Regions from separate parts of the Homo sapiens genome. Here region 1 is linked to region 2. Evidence: chromatin loops called from intact Hi-C (ENCODE). Cell type or tissue: Caco-2. All regions are shown on one strand. Each heading gives the region's core, and the rest is flanking DNA. Links, peaks and the distances in the headings are about the cores only.

The links. A loop is a pair of places that touch in the nucleus more often than their neighbours do. Peaks named below come from ENCODE experiments on the same cell type or tissue, not always from the same donor. Only the 100,000 strongest peaks of a DNase experiment are listed, where the experiment ranks them.
Region 1: a loop joins it to region 2, with 4 times the contacts of the local background. A loop is called at or near these places in 1 of 110 quality-filtered maps.

The regions. Positions count from the first base shown.
Region 1 is chr10:46,162,433-46,166,939 of GRCh38, forward strand. No RefSeq gene overlaps it. Among named protein-coding and RNA genes, the nearest start is that of MSMB, 120 kb to the left of the region's middle. In Caco-2, for the core only: no CTCF peak of the experiment used is centred there; no DNase peak of the experiment used is centred there.
Region 2 is chr10:46,105,267-46,109,564 of GRCh38, forward strand. It overlaps the pseudogene AGAP7P. Among named protein-coding and RNA genes, the nearest start is that of MSMB, 61 kb to the left of the region's middle. In Caco-2, for the core only: no CTCF peak of the experiment used is centred there; a DNase peak (open chromatin) is centred at 1,565; H3K4me3 peaks cover 1,450 bases; H3K27me3 peaks cover 377 bases.

The sequences.
Region 1 (4,507 bases), core at 277-4,276, 57 kb after region 2:
TCCCAGAATTACAGCAGATTTAGAGAGACTGTAGCGCAGCCACGTGGTGGAAGAAGATTTATGGACAGCAAAAGGAAAGTGAGGTACAGAAACAACTGGATTGGTTGCAGCTGGGCCTTTGCCTTATTTGAACATTGTTGGAACTGTTAGCTACATTTATATATATATAATCTATTTATATATTATTAAATATATTTACATTTTTATATATTATATATTATTAAATATATTTATTTTTATATATATTATATATTAAATATATTTATATTTAGATATATTATATATTAAATATATTTATATTTAGATATATTATATATTAAATATATTTATATTTAGATATATTATATATTAAATATATTTATATTTAGATATATTATATATTAAATATATTTATATTTATATATATTATATATTATTAAATATATTTATATTTAGATATATTATATATTATTAAATATATTTATATTTAGATATATTATACATTATATATTTACATATATATTTATATCTTTTTATATATAATTTTAAATTTATAAATATTTATATATAATATATATAATATATTTATAACTTTAAATTTATAAATATTTATTTATATATAATATATAATATATTTATAAATGTTAAATTTATAAATATTAAATTTATTTATATTTATTTATATATAATATATATTTATTTATATATTATGTATATTTATATATATGGAAAACACATTTTAACTAGCTTCTTCACTCTCTCTTTTATCACTTTTTTACTTAGATTTAGAACAATGTGAATAGTTCATGAGCTCAAATGTTCTCCCAAGTTCAGTTAATAACACCAGCTTGAGGTTGCTGTACACACTTAAGGAAATGTGCTAATATTTAATAAAACTAATATTAATAATTACCTCATAGACCCTCCACTCTTTCTCTTTTTCATAATAAGCAAATCTCCTCTTTTTATAAGGCTCACATTGGAGGGTTTATGCCATATTTATTTTAATACACCGACTTTGTGAAGATATCCTGAGTTCTAGAATTTTTTACATCAACATTTTTCAGATTGATTTGTCATGAATGTTATTCCCTGTCCATCTTTTTTTCATCTGTAACTGTTTATTAGGACTTGTTATGTACCAGACATTTTGCTAGCAACTTTATAAGCAGTATCCCATGTAATCCTCAAAATACTCTATGAGGAATTTTTGTTATTTATTCTCCTTTACAGGCAAGGGAATCTAAATCTCAGGGAAGTTCATTACCTGTTCCAGTGTTACAGAGGAGAAAGGTGATGGAACTGGGATGTTAGTTGCATCCAGGCAATCCTACATCAGCTCTCACTTTTAATCTCTTCCCAACTTTGTCTCTCTCTATTTCTTTTCAGCTGTTAATGATTTCATATGTATGATTGATTTTGCCTGACTGAGCCAAACTATATTAGCATGTTATTAGATTAGAATAACTTAATCTCTTTACTTGGAGAAAAAAAAAACAAATCAATTAAACAACTGCACTGATGAGACAGAGGAACTGTTTTAGGCATAATGTAGTCTAGAAGTTTTTTGAGTGTGATCAACAGACCAACAGCATCCACATCATACACAAATGTATTAGAAATGCAAATTCCTGGGTACCATTCCAGCATGAATGAATCAGAAACTAAGGAAACAGCAATCTGTCTTTTAACACATCTTTTAAGTGAATTTTAAATTCTAAAATATATTAACCACTGCCATAACAAAGGGGTCAGCAAATTAATGAACATGAGTCAAGCTTAGGCACCTCCTATTTGTTTGCTTTTTAAAATTTCAATATGATATACATACATCATTTAAAAATTTTTAAGTGTATAATTCTATGGTAGTAATTACATGCAAAATGTATAAACATCAGAACTATCTATTTCTAAAATTAGCTCATCACTCCAAACAAAAACTATACTCATAAAACAGTAACACCTTTTAACTCTCCCCTCACATCCTAGTAATCACTAACATATTTTCTATCTCTATGACTTTTCCCATTCTAGATATTTCATATGTTTGGGATCATACAATATTTGTCCTTTTGAGTCTGGCTTATTTCACTTAGAAAATGTTTTTAAGGTTCATTATGCTGTAGTGTGTATCAAAACATCATTCTTTTTTATGGCTGAATAATAATCCTTTGTATTTATGTACAACATTTTTGTTCATCTATTCATTGCTTAAAGATTCATCTGTTAGGGTTTTTCTACCTTTTGACTATTGTAAAAAATGCTGCAAAAAAAAACACTGGTGTACAAGTATCTGTTTGAGTCACGCTTGAATTATTTTGGGTATATACCTAGAAGTGGAATTATTCTATGTTTAGCTTTTTGATTAACCTCCAAATTGATTTCCACAGTAAGCGCACAATTTGATATTCCCACCACCAATGTAAGTGTCTTTAACTTTATCCACATCTTGGCTAACCCTTTTTCCTCCCCCTATTCTCTCTCTCTATTTATGTATTTATTTATTTTTATTACTGTCATCATAATAGTTGTGAAGAAGGCCAGGTGTGCTGGCTCATACCTGTAATACCAGTACTTTGGAAGGCTGAGGCAGGCTGATCACCTGAGGTCAGAAGTTCGAGACCAGCCTGGCCAACACAATGAAACCCTGTCTCTACTAAAAATCTGAAAAACAACAACAACAACAACAACAACAACAACAACAACAAAATTAGCCGGGCGTTGTGGCATAAGACTGTAGTCCCAGCTGCTCGGGGGGCTGAGGCAGGACAATTGCTTGTTGAAACAGGTGTCCTTTCCTCACTTTGTTTTTGTTTACTTTGTTGAAGATCGGTTGGCTGTAAGTATTTGGATTTATTTCTGGGTTCTCTATTCTGTTCCATTGGTTTATGCTCCTATTTTTATACCAGAGCTTTTGCACTGCAAAAGGAACAGTCAGCAGAGTAAATAGACAACCCGAAGAACGGGAAAAAATATTCACACTCTGTACATCTGAGAAAGGACTAATATCCAGAATCTACAATGAACTCAAACAAATCAACAAGAAAAAACAAACAATCCCATCAAAAAGTGGACTAAGGACATGAATAGACAATTCTCAAAAGAAGATACACAAATGGCTGACAAACATATGAAAAAATGCTCAACATCACTAATGATCAAGGATGGGTACACCAGAATCTCATAAATCACCACTAAAGAACTTACTCATGTAACCAAACACCACCTGTTCCCCAAAAAACTATGGAAATTAAAAAAATAGGTTCTTTGTCTTCTGTTATTGAGTTTTAAAGATTCTTTATATATTTTGGATATTAAATCTTTATGAGATATATGATTTGCAAATATTTTTTCCATTCTGTAAGCTATCTCTCACTTTCTTCATAATAATGTCCTTTGATGAACCGATGTTTTCAACTTTGATAAAGTTCAACTTATCTAGTTTTTTGTTGCTGTGGTATTTTTGGTGTCATATTTAAAAATCCATTGCCAAACCCCAGTTCATATTTATCCCTAAGAGTATCATGGTTTTGGCTCTCATATTTGAGTCATCGATTCATTTTGAATAAATTTTTGTATATAGTATGAGTAAATTTTTTACACATGGTGTGAGTTAATTTTTGTATATGGGATGAAGCCTAACCTTAATTTGCCTTTGGAAATTCAGTTGTCCTAACATCATTTGTTGAAGATTTTTCTTTGCCCATTGAATAGACTTGGCAGGCTTGTTGAAAATAAATATTTCATATTTATATTATGGAAATATAAATATTTCCATAAATATATGGTTTATGTCTGGATTCAATTCTATTCCATGTATCTATATACCTATCCTATGCCAATTCCATGCTGTTTTAATTACTGTAGGTTTTTGATAAGTTTTGAAATGGTAGAGTTTGAGTCCTCCAACTTTGTCTTTGTTTTTTAGGATTTCCATGTACAATTCTAGGAATTTGAGAATTGGTATTTCAGTACCAATTCAGTACTGTTTCAGTAAAATGACTGTTGGAATTTTACTAAATATTGTATTGAATCTTTAGACAGCTTTGGTAGTTCTGCTATTTTAGCACTATTAATTTGTCTTCAAATCCATCAACACAGGGTTGCTTTCAATTTGTTTAGAACTTCTTTAATTTCTTTCAGTGATGCTTTGCTCTTTTCAGTGTACAAGTGTTCACATTTTTCATTAAATTTATTCTTAGGTGTTTTGTTCTTTTAGATACTATCATAAATGGAATTTGTTTCCTAATTTTGTTTTTGGATTATTTATTTCTAGCATATAGAGACATGAATGAATCTTGTGTGTTGACCTTGTAATATGCACTTTTGCTGAATTTTTTATTAGCTCTAGTAGCTTTCTGATGGATTTTCTTCAGATTTTTTTTATATATAGAATTATGTAATCTGAAAGGAGAAATAATTTATTCCTTTCCAGTTTGGATACCTCTTATTTGTCTTTCTTGCTGATTGCTCTGCTAGAAGTTGCAATGTTCACTAGTGATTAAAGCAGACATCCTTGTCTTGTTCC
Region 2 (4,298 bases), core at 15-4,014:
GGAACAAATTAATAATGTTTACTAAACAGACCCAGACTTGGGAGTGTCCAGATATCAAGATATCTGGAGAACAAAGGCATTCCTAATTTTGCTTTAAAGATAATATTGATGCTTGCAAAATACAGTAATTAAGAAAATGAATCCTTTATCACAAACTCTTTTGCAGAGCACATCTCCCCATCTACACAAGCGTTGTACCTAGGATGGGGGCTTTACTCCTCTTACTTTCGGGAACGTCCCACTCTGTCTATGGAGTAGCTGCACTCTGACCACTTGACTTTCTTAATAAACTTGCTTTTGCTTTGCACTGCAGACTCGCCCTGAATTATTTCTTGCGTGAGATCCAAGAACCCTCTCTTGGGGTTTAGATGGGGACCTCTTTCCTGTAACAGGACCATCTCTAAGGTTTGATGTATGTTCTGAACCCAGCTTCCCCTCCTCAGACTTATGTTTGTCCTTGAGGATCTCATCTTTGCAACAGACCCTCCAAAGCCTTGGAGAGAAACTCAGCGCTTCCTCACGGTATCTCCGCGCACCCACTCACCCCTACCACGTCAGAACACCCACTGAGTGACGGAATTAATCAATGAGGGAGCAGGGACTCAGGGTGGTTTTCCTTTCAGTACTTGAAGAATTCTCCCTTCTCCAAACGAAGCTGCTTTGCACCCTACGCTCAAGCAATGTGACCCATGCACACTTGCCTGCAACAGCACCAAGAACTGCGATTACCTGAGACTCTATCCCATCTACCCTCACTCCCCCACTGCAGGGGAAACCCCAGGTCCTCCGAGTCCCAGCGCAGTCTCCACCCACCCCACAGTCATTCCGTCCAGACCACGGCCCTTCTGCCCTGGCCCCCTCCCACCCTCCAGGGGCAGTTAAGCCCCCAGACACCTCTGTGTTGTAAGGGTCGCGGAGCCCCCCTTCCTGGCAAAGTGCTGCGCGGTCACAGCTGGGGCCAGGGGAGCGGGGGCCAGGAGAGCGGAGGCGGCGGGGCGCTCCTGGAGGATCTGGGCTACTTGGGCGCTGGGGAGGTGCCGCTAGCGGGGCCGCCAGGTCGCGCGGGGAGGGAGGGCTGGGAGGCCACGGGGGTCGTCCGCGAAGAGGGAGCCACAGGCACGGGGCGCATCGCCGCGGCCCCCAGGGCCCAGGAGCGAGAGGTAGGGGAGCCTAGAGCCAGAGGGCGGCGGCGAGAGCTGGAGCCGCCTTCAAAGGACGCCCTCGCCCTCCCGCAGGCGCCGGCGCCCGGCCCAGTCCGAGCCATCAGAGGGCTGTCTGCCGAGCTGAGCCCGGGGAGGACTGGGCTGCCCAGCTGATCACAGGCTTTCTACCGGGTTGCGGGTTCTCCGGCCCCGGCACCCTCCCGCGCCGGGGCCGCCCACCCACAAGCCCTGCCCGGAAGGCGTGTGCGGCCAGGAAGGCGGGGCCTGGTGTCCTCAGGGCTCTGGCGCCAAGTTCAGAGCCGCGCGCTGGGCGCTTGGCGGTGGCGGCCGCGTCTGCACCTCCTCCCTGCGCGCCGCCTGACAGCCTGGGAGAGAAGCGCCCTCAGGTCGGCCAAGACCAAGACCGAGAGCAAGCGGGCGCGGGCAGCGGGGCCCATCTCATTTCCACTGCCTTTCCCCACAGTAGCGCTCTTGAGTCCTGACTTTGGCTGTTGGGTCCTTCCCTTCCCTCTGTCGCCAGCTTCCTCCCGCATTCTCCCAGGTCCTCTCTGAGTCCCATTCCTGTTCCTGTCCCCTGCCTTTCTGCCTCTTGTCTCCTTGTCCCGTCCCGTTTCTTTCTCCTCTCATCTCTCCCTTTTTTGTGTGTGTCTGCTTTATTGGCTATTTCTCTGTCTTGTCTCTTTTCCCTCTCTCACTGTCTTTTTCTCTCTCCCTATCCTCCGCTCATTTTTTGCAAGCAAGAATTCTCCCTTTGATTTATTTTTCTCCTAGAGAGACATGTTGGGCCGCGGTTCTCTTCATCCACCCATCCCTCCGTTCATGACATATTGCTCCATTATCTTCTTGGGCTGGCTGCTAGGGTAAGAACCATGCATCAGACCCAGATCCTTTCTCCAATAGATTATATCCAAAGATCTGGACATGTAACCTGTTCAGTGCCTTTTCTGGGGGAAAATACATAGATGATCAAATTATGAATCTCTGACTTTTCAGAGTTACCTGAAAGAAAACATCTGGTTTTAGAATCACAGCTTGATTGCATTCTTTCCTTGACCTTTTGCCTTTTACTAATAGGCACAGACATTGCAGGAGTAAGCTAAGCCTCGCAGAAGCATTTAAGGGACACTCACACCTTCTGTGCAATGCCAGGTGCAGGGGAGGGAGGGGGCAGGATACAGAGCTGGGTTGTGGGAAGACAGTGGGAGGCCAGGGCTTTGAACCTGAAACATTTGAGGAAGCCTGGAAATAAGAAAATAACAGTAAATTTCTAAAATATGTAGTTGCCCATGCCACTGATGTACGGAAATGAAGTTGCCTAATTACTCCTGAGAGTGACATGAGACATTTTATAACAATAATTCTAGGCCAGGCGCGGTGGCTCACGCTTGTAATCCTCGGCTTTGGGAGGCCGAGGCGGGCGGATCACGAGGTCAGGAGATAGATACCATCCTCGCTAACACTGTGAAACCCCGTCTCTACTAAAAACACACAAAAAAATTAGCTGGGCATGGTGGCGGGCGCCTGTAGTCCCAGCTACTCAGGAAGCTGAAGGAGGAGAATGGCGTGAACCCAGGAGGCGGAGCTTGCAGTGAGCGGAGATCGCGCCATTGCACTCCAGCTTGGGCTACAGAGCGAGCTGGACCCTCATAGGGATGGATGCAATCCCATCACCCACTCAGATGCCTGAGACTGTGCAGAAGCAGGGCCAGTGAAAGCAGAGGGCAGATCCAGCAGTGCTTCAAGGGGCCCTGCTATGCGGATTTAGAGTCGGCCATGGACATGGCTGAAGATGGCCAGGACATAGAACAGGGAGCAACAGCAGTACTCATTGCCCGTTGGCAAACAACGCCATATTGCTATACTTTCTGATAATCATGCTTAAGCAATTGGGGAATTCAGACTACCTGGGATCAAACTATGGCCCCACCCTTAGCAGTCATGTGACCTTGGGGAGGTTACTTACCTTCTCCGTCTCAACAACTTCTGCAAAATCTGTAACATGAGATTGTTTCTGAGGGTTAAATGAGCATAGCACAGTGGGGACACTGTCAGGCACACACTACTTGCCAGATGTCGAGTATTCATCTTTATTGAAATAGGACTGTGGTAAGCCACTTTATGGCTCTCGATTTTGTATGAGAAAATCATGCTTAGTGCCTTGTTAGTAAAAGAAAGAAAACCTGAAAGTCCCTGCCACGGAAGGAAGAAATAGCGGGGAGAAAAGGGAGTTGGTAAGTTTCAGCATTTCAGAGCTTGGAGGGGCAAGTTAGGTTTCTATTTTATGGAGAAGGAGGTGGAGGCAGGATGGGTCCTAAGGTGTCATTCAAAACACACAGCCATAACTCTTTATTGAGAGTAGAGCTAGGGCCCCAGGGATTGCTGTGGTCAAGTTGCGGACAAAAATGACCACTCGTTGGAAGACAGGAGAGGAGTGTTTAGTTACAAAAGCAGTCAACAATTCAGGTGTATCTATATTCAGTCAGCAAATAAAAGTTGTTCAACTTGGTTGCTAATGGGACCCACTCTACTGAGGCTTTGTATAGAACTCATAGAGGAAGCTGGCTTCGAGGAATGAACTACCCTTTGCTTTTCTTAGGACTAAAATCTCAGGAAGCTGGTGATGAATGAAAACCTTAGTCCCACTGGCACTGCACGAGGGGCCAGGAGAGCAGCAGCATCATAAGCCACAGGGTGGGGCAGCCAAGGCAGGGGCATTCTGAGCTGTTGGGGAGGGGTGGCAGGCAGGGTGGGGCACTGTGAGGTGTCGGGGAGGGCATTGTGAAGTGTGGGGTGGAGCATTGTGTGCCACATGCCTGGGCTCCCACCTGGGGCCAGTGGGCTTCAGTCTGTAGGTGACTACAGAAGGAGGAGGAGCTCCGTCTGTTCTCTCTTCAGGCAGTTGTTGTGTCTCTCAGCGCTTGTTGGGTTCACAACCTATTAAATAAGCCGGCTGGTCTTCACCCTCCCAGACAAGTCAACTCAGGGGAGGCAGCAGGGTGCGGGCCTTGGCCCGCAGCCCTAGCCGGGGCCGGGGCCAGGGCTGGTGCCCGGGGCCTCGCTGTGAGGTAGGCAGGCGAGGAGCGGGAAGACCATCTCTGCAAGTGCAGCATAGCCTCGGCCTAGGACAGCGGGAGT